2 separate regions of the Homo sapiens genome follow, and region 2 is linked to region 1. A link is an interaction called in ENCODE POLR2A ChIA-PET data of the cell type or tissue named here. Cell type or tissue: B cell. All regions are shown on one strand. Each heading gives the region's core, and the rest is flanking DNA. Links, peaks and the distances in the headings are about the cores only. Region 1 overlaps EYA3 (EYA transcriptional coactivator and phosphatase 3). Region 2 overlaps SESN2 (sestrin 2).

The links. Peaks named below come from ENCODE experiments on the same cell type or tissue, not always from the same donor. Only the 100,000 strongest peaks of a DNase experiment are listed, where the experiment ranks them.
Region 2: POLR2A ChIA-PET joins it to region 1 with 6 read pairs; 2 of 35 experiments call an interaction of 5 or more read pairs at or near these places.

The regions. Positions count from the first base shown.
Region 1 is chr1:27,968,978-27,973,364 of GRCh38, forward strand. EYA3 (EYA transcriptional coactivator and phosphatase 3) reads right to left here. Exons shown (of 18, transcript NM_001990.4): 18 at 1,367-4,387. Among named protein-coding and RNA genes, the nearest start is that of XKR8, 11 kb to the left of the region's middle. In B cell, for the core only: no CTCF peak of the experiment used is centred there; no DNase peak of the experiment used is centred there; H3K27ac peaks cover 586 bases.
Region 2 is chr1:28,279,081-28,283,467 of GRCh38, forward strand. SESN2 (sestrin 2) reads left to right here. Exons shown (of 10, transcript NM_031459.5): 9 at 17-161; 10 at 1,636-3,411. The coding sequence ends at 1,722. Among named protein-coding and RNA genes, the nearest start is that of SESN2, 22 kb to the left of the region's middle. In B cell, for the core only: no CTCF peak of the experiment used is centred there; no DNase peak of the experiment used is centred there.

The sequences.
Region 1 (4,387 bases), core at 171-4,170:
ACCCAGAGATGAAGGGTGGGGGCAGGGAGAGGATCTGAGATGATGCTGGTGACTTTTACATACAAGCAATGGTTAGAGGCAGAAAGGATCCTGCAGATCATCCTGTCTAGTGATTTTCAGGCTTTTGAATATCATGTACCTATAAAATGGCCAACATGGTTGCAACTTAATTTTAACAAAAAAGGGCATTAAAAACTACCACCATTTGGCTGGGCATGGTGGCCCACGCCTGTAATCCCAGTACTTTGGGAGGCCAAGGCGGGTGGATCACCTGAGGTCGGGAGATCGCGACCAGCCTGACCAACATGGAGAAACCCCATCTCTACTAAAAATACAAAATTAGCCAGGCGTGGTGGCGCATGCCTGTAATCCCAGCTACTTGGGCGGCTGAGGCAGGAGAATTGCTTGAACCCGGGAGGCGGAGGTTGCGGTGAGCCAAGATCGTGCCATTGCACTCCAGCCTGGGCAACAAAAGCAAAACCCCGCCTCAAACAAAACAAAACAAAACAAAACAAAAAACTACCACCATTTATTTTCATCATCTCATAAAAGGATGTACCAATCTTAGAACAAAGACCATTCTTCTAATTGAATACATGTAAACATACACACACACCTGAAATTGCAGGAAGAGATGGAGATGTTTATCTACTCTGTGCTTGAAATCAATGCCTCTAATATTTGTATTTATAACTGAGTAGGGATATAGCAGCTAACGCGTTTGCTTCAACTAATGTGCACCTAATGAGGAAAACATTTAATAACTAGAATAGGCAACTTCCTCTTTTCTGGGGAATTTTTGGAAAAATACATCTTATAGTCTGACATGTATGGTACTTGGAAGCTAGAACCCAATTCTGATTTCCTTCATTGGACTAAAAGGCAGAAAGGCTTTGTGACTGTTTTCCAGACCAGAGGGATACAGCCAGACCCAAATCAGAGAAATGAAATGAGAAAAAGTAGTTGATGTGACAGGAAATCAGGGCAAATCAAATGAGGTTTGGTATCAGTTTGTCAGTTTTATCGCTTTTGTGGTTTAAGTGCAGTGCAGCAAGGTACTGATTTCTCTCCTTAATAAATTTCAGCATATTTGGAAGTGAATGAAATCTTTTCTCACTCCAGTTCTAAACTTTAAAAGCAATATATTTTAGAAACAATACATTCTCCCATACAAATTATTTTAAAATATTTTCCCATGTATATTTATACCAAATGGTTTGTTCTTACTTTTTTGGTGAAATGACCCAGTTACTGAAAGGGTGACATCTTTCTAATGAACTCTTAGAATTTTTATGAAGCCATAATTAGGACCCCACACAGCTGGGCAACTGTGCTGATCCTATTCAGAAAAGACACAGGAGCAAACTATAGAAAATAAAAACTTTATTTTTTTCAAGTTTATAAGATAGTTCCCATTACATATAACATTACGGTCACGGATTCTACAGCCACAAATGCCCGCAGTCACATAAATATATCCAATCCAATCAATGCCTTTTCCTGCTAACAGAGGCATCTGAAGTTCAGAGGGAGAGTCGCATTTTGAGTAGAAGTCGTCCTTAATGGGAGGGCTCCTGTCAGTGCATTAGGAACTAGCCAAGGAGCCTTGCTTGCCAGAGCTGTCTGACTCAGAGGAGAGGAAGGGACAGATGGCCTGCTGACTGGGGCTGAGGCAGAACTAGATTTTCTCTCTTGTGGTTTAAGATATTTTAGAATCTCGGAATTCAGATCCTATAGTGTGAATATCTGGGGAGTTCTAACTTCTGGATGAAAAAGGAAACCAATTTAGTGGTAAGAAATAGAAGCCTGCTTAAGAGGGACCCTAACTGCCTCCTTGAGGAGTAAGGAGTCAGAGGAAGACCCTAAGCTCACCATTCCTTGGCCCAGACCATTGCTCTACCCCATACTCCTCTCCCCTGTGGTTCAGTGACACTGACAACCATTCAAGGTAGTAAACATCTAGAAGCTCCACATGCTGCAGCTAGAGTTTGCAAGTCAGATTCTATTTGGAATTTTAAAGCTGAGTTTGTGTAAACTGCGAACAAGCTGTGGCATCAGTCTCTTGGGACAACTCACTAGCTTTACAGAAGACAGGAACGCCGCAAATCAAACAAAAGCCCAGATGGGCATCTAAATCTGGAGCAGGTGTCCATTCTTCTGGACACTACCAGCTGCCCCAGGGGCACTGGACAGGGTGATGCTAAGGCACAGTCAGTTTTACATTCGAAAGTCAAGCCACCTCCTCAACCCAAGACACACCTCACTCCAGATCTACTACTAGAGAGAGCCCTCACCGTGACATTACAGACCCATCCTGTAGAACCCACAGTGCCTGGCCAGGCATGGTGGCTCATGCCTGTAATCCCAGCACTTTGGGAGGCCAAGGTGAGCAGATCACCTGAGGTCAGGAGTTTGAGAACAGCCTGGTCAACATGGTGAAACCCCATCTCTACTAAAAATACAAAAATTAGCCAGGCGTGGTGGTGGGCGCCTGTAATCTCAGCTAATCAGGAGGCTGAGGTAGGAGAATCGCTTGAACCTGGGAGGCGGAGGTTGCAGTGAGCCGAGATCATGCCACTGTACTCCAGCCTGGGTGACAGAGCGAGACTCCATCTCAACAACAACAACAAAAAAAAAAAAAAAAAAAAAAAGAGAACCCACCATGCCCAGCTAGGGAAGGACTCATCATTTGGCTAATTTCATGAGGACTCTAATGAAGAGGGTCTCCCCCTTGATGAATGGACCCACAGTGTCCTTTGGTCCTCAGCTTCTAACAGCTCTTAATCCTACCCACTTATTTTCCTTTCCAGATTTTTGTGTTGGGGTGGAGAAAAAGGCAGGGTAATTACAGAGAGCACTGTGTTCCCTGGACAATTCATTTTGGCAAACAGCCAAGAAGCTCCTGTTTTCTCTCTTCCATTTAAATGAGGGTGGCAACAACCAGGAATGAGCAAAGACTGCTCTGCTCAGCCTCCTTACCTCTCTTGGCCAAGTTCAAGTTCCTTTTGGAAAGAGCTAAGCTAGGAAGTCAGAGTAAGAGGAAAAAGGCCAATGATAAAAGTGAGTTCAAGTTACATTCTAAAATAAAGAGCTCCCAAAAGGGTGGAGAGGGAAGTATCTGTGTGTGTGTGCTTGCGTGCATGGTGGGGGTACCACTCCGCAGCCTCACAAACCTGAAGCGCAGCACAACAGCCGTGGCCTTTGTCCAGGACAAAAACCCAACAGCTATACTGCATAGGGGGAGGGTTTGAGGCCTCAGAGTAAAACCTAGAGCTTCCTAAGATCAACCATCAAACAAGGCAGAGCAGCATCTAGGCAACTATGCTGAATACAGACCAAGGGAAGGCCTACCTCACACTACATCTCCCTCCTCCCAACCCCACAGGAAACAAGGCCAAAGAGGCAGCTAAGTAAAGGAGCACTGACTTCAGCTACTCAGCAAAAACTTACTCCTTAAAATCACGAGTTATGAGCGCTTTTCAATGAGTTCTGAAGGAATGTGTATACCAGCCTCTCTCTCTTGCTATCTGGGTGGCCTGGCATTGGAAGGAGTCTTGCCTCTTTGTGCTGCAACATCTCTGGAAATGGGTATGCAGAATCTCTGGTGACAAGCAATTATAGCTGGGGTTGGTCAACAATGCCTCCTTCTGCGGACCAATCCTGCATCTCAATCTGAGGTGCTTGTATCATCTCTCTCTGTGTAGCCTGGGAGAGGCTGAACTTCCTCAGCTCTAGGGAATTTTATCCTGCCTGAGTAGATGCCCAAATTGCTCTTGGAGGGATGGGGCATCCAACAATCATGGCTGGGCTGGAAGGCTGTGACTAGTGCCTGGGCACCCACCAATCTGCCCAGAGGTCGAGAGATGCTCCTGCATTTGGCCCAGGATTAAGTTTTGGGCCATGAAGTAGGGAATGATGCAGTACTCTCATTTAAATCAGGAAAGTCTGGCTGGGTGCAGTGGCTCATGCCTACAATCCCAACACTTTGAGAGGCCGAGGTGGGAGGATCGCTTGAGGCCAGGTGTTCAAGACCAGCCTTGGCAACAATGTGAAAACCTGTCTGTTTCTCCCTTCCCCCCACAATCAGCAAAGTCTTTCTGGTTTCCTACTTTAGAATGGGATTTGAGAAGCAGGGTTTTCCATGGGAAAATTTAAATACAGCAATCTGCTCTTCAGTTTCAGGCAGAGATCTGGGTAAATACATACCTGGGACATCCTTCATATGGCTTAGGGCTTCCACAAAGGAAGTCAAATACATTGGCAGTTTTGGCCAAAATGTAGTTATAAGCATGTTTTTAGATTTGATTTGAATTCTTGGGTCTAATACCCGGGGACTGGCCAGAGCTGCCTGGAGGTGGACATGAGGTGCAGAGGGCAGGAAAGGGGT
Region 2 (4,387 bases), core at 160-4,159, 310 kb after region 1:
GGACCTTTCCATCCAGATATGATGACTATGATTATGGGGAGGTGAACCAGCTCCTGGAGCGGAACCTCAAGGTCTATATCAAGACAGTGGCCTGCTACCCAGAGAAGACCACCCGAAGAATGTACAACCTCTTCTGGAGGCACTTCCGCCACTCAGAGAAGGTATGACCTATACAGGCAGGGCAGGATGGAAGTAGACAGGCCAAGCCAGTGGAGAGGGCAAGGGGTTAGGACCCAGTGAGAGTCCCCAGACTGAGTCTGTCCTGCTAGGTGGGACACCTGGGCCTATTCCTCTGGATTGAAGTCCTATTCCACTGTGTGATTTCAGAGTCTGTTTACTCACCTGTAAAATGGGAATGAGGGTGCCTGCTTCACATTAGTGGTAGCTTGGTGGACCTGGGTTCAAATCATAACACTATCTCTTGATAGCAGTGTGACTTTCGGCAAGTCACATTATCTCGCTGAGTTTTTTTGTTTTTTTTTTTGAGATGAGTCTCCCTTTGTTGCCCAGGCTGGAGTGCAGTGGCACGATCTTGGCTCACTGCAACTTCCACCTCCCAAGTTCAAGCGATTCTCCTGCCTCAGCCTCCTGAGTAGCTGGGACTACAGGCGTGTGCCACCATCCCCAGCTAATTTTTTGTATTTTTAGTAGAGACGGGGTTTCACTGTGTTAGCCAGGATGGTCTTGATCTGACCTTGTGATCCACCTGTCTCGGACTTCCAAAGTGCTGAGATTACAGGTGTGAGTCATCGTGCCTGGCCTCTCTGAGCTTTTTATCCTGTTTTTTTTTTGAGACAGAGTCTTGCTCTGTTGCCCAGGCTGGAGCGCAGCGGTGTGATTTCGGCTCGCTGCAGCCTCCACTTCCTAGGCTCAAGTGTCCTCCCAACTCAGCCCCCAGAGGGCCTGAGGTACACACCACCTGATTTTTTAAATTCCTAGTAGAGATAAGGTCTCACTGTGTTGTCCATCCTGGTCTCAACCTCCTGAGTTCAAATGATCCTCCTGCCTCAGCCTCTCAAAGTTTTTTGTTTTTGTGATGGGGTCACACTATATTGTCCAGGCTGTATTTGAACTTCTGGACTCAAGTGATCCTCTCACCTCAGCCTCCCAAGTAGCTGGGATTTCATTTTTATAATGGGAATAAATACTGCTGTATTTCAAGGTTGCTGGGAAGATAAAATAAAAAAATGTACATAAACCTCTGCAACCTCTGTCTCCCGGGTTCAAGTAATTCTCCTGCCTCAGCTTTCCAAGTAGCTGGGATTACAGGCATCCACCACCATGCCCAGCTAACTTTTTGTATTTTTAGTAGAGATGGGGTTTCACTATGTTGGCCAGGCTGGTCTCGAACTCCTGACCTCCTGATCCACTCGCCTTGGCCTCCCAAAGTGTTGGGATTACAGGCGTGAGCCACCGCACCTGGCCATTTTACCTTTAGGGAATACAGAGCTTAGTCATGATAGGAATGAATGTGCTTGTCCTTGTACTAAACTGCTCAGAGCCTTAGCAGATGCTGGGGCAGCTCTGTAGGAAAGGAAATGGTGAGGTAAGTGGGTCAGGGATCAAGGCAGTCTGGGAGGGGTGTGGGGGTGAGGAGTGACATCAGTTGCCAACATGCCTTCCTCTGTGCCCCAGGTCCACGTGAACTTGCTGCTCCTGGAGGCGCGCATGCAAGCCGCTCTGCTGTACGCCCTCCGTGCCATCACCCGCTACATGACCTGACTCCTGAGCAGGACCTGGGCCCGGTTCAGCTCCCCACAAGGACTTCTCTGTCTGGAGACAGCCCCAGACCCTTTTGTGTCCCATGCCCACCCTCCCCACGCTGCAGTGGGCTTGTGTGTGATGTGCAGTCCCGAAGCCACACCCTCCCTTTTCCTCACTGGAATGGACAGTTCATTGCACTGACTCTGGGATCTCAGCCCTGCTCCTGGGAGCTGGAAGAGCACTTGGAGATCCTAAGGGACCACACCCTTCCTCCTTCCCCTGCCCACAGAGGCAGAGGGCACAGGAAAGAAGCCGGGCCAAGCTCGGAATTAATGTGCCACAAGTGTTGTGGCCTTCCTGAACTGGGAAGTCCCTGGCTGGCCCCCGGGGGAGAGGGGCAAATGCCTCCGGGACTGACACTCCAGGCAGCTTTGCCTTCTCTCCCCTGTCATTTCCAGATTTCATTACCTCCTACTTGCCATTCACCCATCAATGTGAAAGTCAGGGTCACAGCTGGTCTGTGTGTCCAGTTCCCTAAAAGCCTGTTCTGTTGGGCAGCCTGAGGCTGTTGCCCGAATCCTAGTTCAGTTTTTTGACTTCCTTTGCCCTTTTTCCCTTTTCTCCATGCTTAATGGTGTGAGGCGTCAGGAGAGAGGCCAAGTACATAAAAAAAAAAAAAGCAGATTATCTCTAGAGAGTTTGAGCCTTTGCTGGTCACATTGCCTTCTGAAGAGGAGGGAGTATTAGATTATAAATCCTCTTTATTTTGGTCCTTTATGCTTGAGGTTCCAACCTGGAGCCACAGTGTGTGAGAGGAGGAGGAGAGGGAGAATTCTGTTCTCCCAGAGCTGCACCTGCCTCGCAGAGGCCAGCACCCCACTCTCCTGCCTCCAGTGGCCCTGCCGCAGATGTCTCCCAAAAAGTTGAGCCTTTCTAGATGGCTTAGGTGGCACCATGGCTCAGCAGGAGGGGCGGGAGGCACCAGGGTTCTTGTTTGGACCCTGCCCCTGGGCCATGGCCAGGTGACCATGGCTACATTGCCAAACCTCTGACTGCCACAGCTGCAGACTGAGAGGGTGGGTCTGAGTCCCCACAATGTCTGAAGCTGCCCCTGGGATTCTCAGGCCAACCTGCCAACAGCAAGCGGATTTTCTTGCAAGATCAGGGACCCCATTTCTGCAGCCAGTGTCTCCTGGGTGCCTTCTGAGGACTCCCACCCCCATCCCAGTATCTCATCTGTCCCCTCTCCTGGGGCTTAAGTGGGTTGCTTCCAGGCAGAAGCAGCCAAGGACCGATTCCAGGCACTTTCTGTAGCAAATGACTGTGAATTACGACTTCTCTTGCCCTTCTTCTAGCAGTCTGTGCCTCCTCTCTGACCAGTTTGGAGGGCACTGAAGAAAGGCAAGGGCCGTGCTGCTGCTGGGCGGGGCAGGAGAGGAGCCTGGCCAGTGTGCCACATTAAATACCCGTGCAGGCGCGGAGAAGCAACCGGCACCCCCTTCCGGCCTGAAAGCCCTCCCTGCAAGAAGGTGTGCAGGAGAGAAGAGGCCCCGGCATGGGGATCTGGGTTCTAGAGGGCATGTGATGACTGTAAATGTTCACTGGGTGGGTAGGGAGTGGTATCCAGTGTTCAAGTGCAGAAATCTTTGGCTTTGCTACCAGTTCCATATGATGAGAAATAAACGTTCGCTGAGGTTTTGTTTCATACTCCCTTTTTATGGGCTGTTCTTTCAATTTCCTGAAGGTCATGGTTCACCTTGTAGCATAGGCAGAGAGCTGTGATTGCATCATGGGCCTGACCTGATAGCCCCTGCCCTGCCGAGAACTTGTGCCCAGTGATTGTAGGTTGGGACTGTTGGCACTGAAAGTCTACTTGTCCCTTGGACATCCAGTCCTGTCACCCTTCTGCGGCTGCCCTGGCACTGTGGAGTAATAATGACCATGGTGTTTTTCTAAGCCTGGCCATGGGCTGGGTACTTGGAGACCATTCCTCTGAATTTGCAGCAATCCTGTAGGAGAATTGAGACGGGTGAACTGACGTTGTTGAGGCCACATGGCTAATCGGTGGGGGAGCCAGGATTCCCCCCTGCTCTGCTTGACCCTGAGGCCTTGACATTTTACCTTGCTGTTTTGCCCACTACTGGACTTCCCCTGTGACAAAGAGGCTGTTTGAATCTGGAAGGACCCCCTTGTGTCCCCAACCCCACCACATTATGATTACCTGCTTCTCATCCTACCGCCTCCAGCACCAAGGAGACAACGCCAGGAACAAAGAGGTGCAACCCCCAAGCTGTGCCAGTGCCGTTTATGGCTGTGTGACCTTGGTCAAGCTTCTTAACTTCTCTGGGTACCAGGAACTAGTTAGCTTACCAGGAAAACCACATCATGTAAGAGCTAAGACCACTCCCGCGGGCTTCCTACTTCCTATAAATACCGCTGTCAGAACACTAGGTCTCTTCCAGGCAGCCTCCCCTAGTGGACTTTGTGTTCCCCTTCCCCTTGAGGTATCTGTTCATTTTCGCAGGATTCCTATACACTTCCCCTTCCTCTAGAGTCATTTGAGAGGGTGTGGGAGAAAGTGAATCACACTTGGAGTACAAAACCTGGATTCTGGTTCTGATTGAGCCACTCACTATATCGCTGGGGAGATTGATTAATTTCCCTGTGCCTCAAGTTTCCTCAG